Regions from separate parts of the Homo sapiens genome. Here region 1 is linked to region 2. Evidence: read pairs that join two places in POLR2A ChIA-PET (ENCODE). Cell type or tissue: OCI-LY7. All regions are shown on one strand. Each heading gives the region's core, and the rest is flanking DNA. Links, peaks and the distances in the headings are about the cores only.

The links. Peaks named below come from ENCODE experiments on the same cell type or tissue, not always from the same donor. Only the 100,000 strongest peaks of a DNase experiment are listed, where the experiment ranks them.
Region 1: POLR2A ChIA-PET joins it to region 2 with 8 read pairs; 1 of 35 experiments calls an interaction of 5 or more read pairs at or near these places.

Annotation. Positions count from the first base shown.
Region 1 is chr7:142,458,489-142,461,404 of GRCh38, forward strand. LOC107986855 (a long non-coding RNA gene) reads right to left here. Exons shown (of 2, transcript XR_001745394.2): 2 at 2,605-2,916. It also overlaps TRB. Among named protein-coding and RNA genes, the nearest start is that of MIR11400, 15 kb to the right of the region's middle. In OCI-LY7, for the core only: CTCF peaks have their summits at 1,158 (motif pointing right) and 1,386; a DNase peak (open chromatin) is centred at 1,193.
Region 2 is chr7:142,297,453-142,300,368 of GRCh38, forward strand. It overlaps TRB and the pseudogene TRBV1. Among named protein-coding and RNA genes, the nearest start is that of PRSS58, 41 kb to the left of the region's middle. RefSeq lists an enhancer at 537-831. In OCI-LY7, for the core only: CTCF peaks have their summits at 702 (motif pointing right) and 909; DNase peaks (open chromatin) are centred at 699, 1,359 and 1,959; H3K4me3 peaks cover 841 bases; H3K27ac peaks cover 1,628 bases.

The DNA of each region.
Region 1 (2,916 bases), core at 154-2,653, 160 kb after region 2:
GAAATTGTGCCTTTTTTTCCTGTTCAGCTGTAACCCAAGGCAGTGAAAGAAACAGCAATAATTTTGAAAGCAGTTACTTATGCATCCTATGATAAAGGTGTTAAGTTCCATTGCCCACATCTAACTTTCAGTCTAGTGGAAATGAAAAGGCACAGTTAGGGGGCATGTGAGCCTGCCATGAGAGAGGTCAATGCCAATTGAGAAGTCTGTGCCAATCCCCAGTACTGTGGGATTGAAGGGGAGGGAGAGATGACCTCTCCTTCAGACCATACTCAACAAGGAGGGAGAGGGAGTTCATCCATGGGAACCTGCGGAGCAGCAAATCCCAGGGGCATCTAACTCAGGGTGCAGGAGCAAATCATTGGAAATGAAAATGGTCCACTTCAGCTGTCACAGGAGACAGGAGAAAGAAAAGTCATACATTCCACAGTCCCCTGGCTGATTTTCTTCCTTATGATAGTATTTTGCACCAGCGTGTCCTCATCTCCCGCTGCTCCTCTGCCTCTTTCATAATCATCTCTTCCCTCTTTGCTGCTCAGATCAGTGGATGTGCATTGTACAAGCTGATCATTTCCTGTAGCAGCACCTTTGCTGGTCTTACTTATGTTCATCCTTATTTTGTGCATTAGGTATTGCTCCCTCCACCATTGCTTATTTCCTTGTAAGAGGTCTCCTTTATATATTTCAATTTTACTTTTTATTAATAGACATTTTTAACTTCATCTTTTGCTTATCTATGCTTTTGGGGTAACACTGTCATTTTTGGAGGGCATTTTTGTTTATCCTTAGTCATTCAGATTAAATAATCTCTTTATACCTCAACGTCTGTGTTTTCTTACTATTTAAAACCAAATATTGTTTCCTTTCATTCCTCTCCTTCTGTTCCTCTTTCTTTAGATGGTAGTTTTAAGGGAGAAAAAGTTAGACTATAACTGGAGCTATGTGATAAGAGTTATTCAGAATGAGGGTGGGATATTAAGATTGGTAACTCAAAGCAATAGTCAGGGTTAGAAGTAGTGTTGGGATGAGGGTTTAGGGAAGCTGCTCATAAAACCTGCGGGATGGCACTTCTGGAATATTCTGGCAGCTCGCTCTGTAGACATTTCTCAGCAGTCCTTGGGCCATTGCAGAAGAAACAATGATGAAACTTCACTTATTGGCCACAAGATGGCACTGTGGTCCACTGGGAACTAAAGTACTCTGGGCAGTCTGGGAGAGCAGCCTAGGAGGGAAAGGGTTAAGAAAAATTCGGGCTTGGATCCCATATTATGCAGATGTTGCAGCAGTTTTCAGTTATTGCTAGGCTACCTACAGCTATGCAAGAGGCGGGAAGTCCCTCTAATCTTTAATGACATCTACAGTTGAAGAATGTTGGCTGGGCAGCTTTGGTGTCAGAGCAGGTGCAGACAGAGGAGCAACTGCCTCAGAGGAAAAGGCGAAAGAAAGGGGCCGGCTGTGCCCTGAGTCCAGTCCATCTCTGCTGCACTTCATCTTCCCTGCATGTCTCTCCAGGCAACAGCTTTAACCTCCTTGAGTGATCAGGGATTCTACAAGTTTATAAGTCGTACTGATAACATCACCTTGGCTTAGATTCCATTGGATACCAAGCACGTGTTCTCTGGAGGGCCAAAAATATTGACAACAATTTCTAAAACACCTAAGTAAACAAACTACAGAAGGAAAATATTAGTAGATGCACCAAACAGTGCCGTTAGACCTGAAGATAATCAACGAGTAGAATTATCAAAAGGAGACTATAAATAAGTCTCTACTAAGTATTTGTGGGCATCGAGCAGTGTTTGAGTCCTCTCAGGGTAGATTAAGGAAGGAATTCAGCTATTATCTTGACTTTGGCTTGGATGAAAATCCATGACCTCCTCAATTGATTTTCTTGTAAAATATTACAGAATAATATTGAGCAAACATTTTATTTTTCTCCAGCCTGTATCCCTCCTTAGCACTAACAGGTAAAGCGAATACCTAGAGGCAAGGTTTCTTTAGTTGGGATCCATTAACTGCAGGACTGGGAGGTCCATAGCTAGGCTTCACAGGGAGTGCAAACCCCACGTGCAGGGAACCCCGTGTGTCTGTGCTGTGCCCAACTCCCCTCTGTGAGGCTGCCAAAGGGGGACTGCCGGGTCTCCCAGGACCCCACTCACAAAGAGGGAGAAAGCTGCTTGCTGGGCAAAAAAATCAATTCACCAATTGGCCAATCTGTTGAAAGCCAGAAAGAAAAGAAACGTTCAATTGTGAGACTGATGAATGCCCAATTTCCCAAGTTATAAAATGTATAGCAGCTCATGGTTCTCAGAATGATTTCAACAGTATATGAAGATATTTTTAGAAAGTTTTTGTTTTTCTAAAGCATTCCTTGATATTGATCCTCACTTGTTTTTCAGCCCACTCATCCGTTGAGCTTAATTTGATGCCAAATTTCAATGTTGCCTATTTCAGTCACTGACCACTTCTCACATTCTCCATATCTTACACAGATACGTGTGTTCCTGTCTTTTCTTCTTTTTGTGTGATGCATTTTTAAATTGGGCTGTACAGAATACAAGCATACATTTGTAAATGACTGCCATCTTTTATGCAGTTTAGCTGTTTAATTTTTAGTAACACTTTTTATTAAGGTATAATTGAGAGTAAAACACAAGTATTAATACAAAAACATCCTGGTACATTTTGACAATTGCATACACCAGTGCAACAGTAACTGAAATGATTATAAAAAAAATTTCCATCACTCAAGAAAGTGTCCTCATGCTCCTTTCCAATCAATTTCTATCCCAGAGATAAAAACTTTTCTGTTTTTATCACCATTGACTAGCTTTGTCTATTCTTCAGCTTCATATAAATGGAATCATATTTTATTAGTTATTTTTCTCCAAAATTAGTATTTCTGAAGTGTATTCA
Region 2 (2,916 bases), core at 317-2,816:
TAAGATGGAGTCTCAGTCTGTCATCCAGGATGGAGTGCAGTGGCACAATCTTGGCTCACTGCAACCTCTGCCTCCCGAGTTCAAGCGATTCTCCTGCCTCTGCCTCCTGAGTAGCTGGGACTTCAGGTGCACGCCACCACCCCTGGCTAATTTTTTTGTATTTTTAGTAGAGATGAGGTTTCACCATATTGGCTAGGCTGGTCTGAAACTCCTGACCTCGTGATCCGCCCACCTCGGCCTCCCAGAGTGCTAGGATTACAGGCGTGAGCCACCATGCCCAGCCCACGTCAAACATGTCTTATAGCTCCTGTAATCCCTGAAGCACTTTGAGAATGTGAATATTATTCACAAAAGCTGTTTGAACAAATTAAAATGGCCCATGTGCCCATGAGAGTTGGTTTTATTCACTGTTATATTCCTGGTCCTCAAACAGTGCCTGACATATAGTTATGTGTTCCATAAATACCTATTGGATAATATTATTTTGATATCTTAAGTGTGTATATGGAGGTTGTTGGAGGCATTTCACCAGTAGGTGGTAGTTAGAGTTGCTAAACCTTTACTTCGGCGTTTCAAATGCCTTCTTGTTTTGTGCATTCCCCTGCGGAATCCCTTTGTATTCTATTCTCTCAATGCTGTATCAGGAGGACTGAGGGCAGATGGCTGACATGAGGGCAATGTGCCTCTTTCACCTCCAGGAGGAGCTACGACTTTAGTGAAATTCCTGAGTCATGTGGAGGGAGAAGAGAGGCAGGAGGGAGGAAAGGACTAACGAAGGAATCAAATGCTCTGGTATCAGGGTTTGCTCCTTGTTGTAGTTGAGAGACCATGTGTGGACAACTTGAAGACACTAAAGTCCATTCCACCTGGACCTGCATCTCTGCAGTCCCTCTGCTCATGCCCTTAGGGCCTCCTGTTATTCTAGTCTGTGTTCAGGTCCTGCATCCTAAGTAGGTGAGATGCTCCCTGGGGGTAGGGGTCGCAGATTATTTCTCTCATGTCCCCTCGAGCACCCACTGAAAGGTGCTTCCTCCCTAGTTGGCATTACCTTACTGGGTCTTAAAATGATGCACAGCTGGCTCCAGGGAAGGGCTCCACTGAGCTAGGTGAGGTGTCCTCCTGGAATTCACTGAGATGAGGGAGGGGAGCTGGAGTGTGCTCATCCTGGGTCCAAGACAGGCATCGGGAAGGCATCTGCCCAAAGGGAAGGGGTCTGTGTGTTAGGGAGGAGGGGAGCCATAAGTAGAAAGAGGAAGGGGAGACCCATTCATTCGTTGTGGGAAGGGCAGGCAGCTGCTAAGAAAAAAGCAACTGTCTAAAGAACCCGCCCTGCACACCTGGCCCTGAGAAGCTAGTCTAAACCCACCTCTTGAGGTGCCAGTGCCAAGCTTGGAAAGGAAAGAGGAAGTGTGAGCTGTAGACACTAATAGTGACACCAACAGGAGCAGAGACTTCCCAAGCAGCCCCTGTCTCAGGGCCAGGGAAGCACACCCAGACGACAAGGACACAGAGCAGGGAGACACAGGGTCCCCCTGCCTGTGCCCCGGGTGACCCTGCCATGGGCTGAAGTCTCCACTGTGGTGTGGTCCATTGTCTCAGGTGAGTCCTGGGCACAGGTGGGACATTTCTGTCCTTAAATTTTTTGCTTTTTTCATGGAACTGCTTCAGAAGATTCTGTCCTAGGCTTAGTCTGAATTTGGCTTCTTATTTTCATAGGCTCCATGGATACTGGAATTACCCAGACACCAAAATACCTGGTCACAGCAATGGGGAGTAAAAGGACAATGAAACGTGAGCATCTGGGACATGATTCTATGTATTGGTACAGACAGAAAGCTAAGAAATCCCTGGAGTTCATGTTTTACTACAACTGTAAGGAATTCATTGAAAACAAGACTGTGCCAAATCACTTCACACCTGAATGCCCTGACAGCTCTCGCTTATACCTTCATGTGGTCGCACTGCAGCAAGAAGACTCAGCTGCGTATCTCTGCACCAGCAGCCAAGACACAGCCCTGCAGAGTCACCGCCTCCCTGTGCACAAACCTCCTGGATCTAATCAGAAAACCGTGGGGGCAACGCATCCAGCTGAGCCTCAGCACTCGGTTCAGCATTCTGTAAGACCTCAGCAGACATCTCAGATCATAATACTGTCATTTATTGGATGTGGCAATGCTAAATTGCCCAGACTCCTGCAGCCTGTGGCCTGAGTTTGTCTTGAATGAGACTGTGCCTGAACTTGAATGTAGGACAGATGCCGTCAAGTTTAAGTTTTTCCAAGTATCTTTCAGTCGGTTTGTGCCTCTGGGAAATGTTGTGTGAGGTATTTAACACTCTGGCCTCACCAATCCACCTTCCAATATGGACTGTTTTTTGACTTTTCTTTTGACTCAAGTTAGACCCTGGATCTCAGCCCTCATCCCAGCTCCAAATATGTATGGTCAGACCTTTTCTTTTCTTTTCCTTTCTTTTTTTTTTTTTTCTTTTCTTTCCCTCCCTTCCTCCCTCCCTCCCTCCTTTCTTTCTCTCTCTCTCTCTCTCTTTCTTTCTTTCTTTCTTTCTTTCTTTGTTTCTTTGTTTCTTTCTTTCCTTCTTTCTTTTTTGAGACAGAGTCTCACTGTCTGGAGTGCAGTGGCGCGATCTTGGCTCACTTCCACCTCCATCTTCCAGATTCAAGCGATTCTCCTGCCTCAGCCTCCCGGGTAGCTGGAACTACAGGCGCCCAGCACCACGACTGGCTAATTTTTGTATTTTTAGTAGAGACAGGGTTTCACCATGTTGGCCAGGATGGTCTCAATCTCTTAACTTCTTGATTTGCCCCCCTCGGGCTCCCAAAGTGCTGGGATTACAGGCGTGAGCCACCGCGCCCGGCAGGTCCTTTTCTTTTTCTTTCTTTCTTTTTTTTTTGAAAAACTA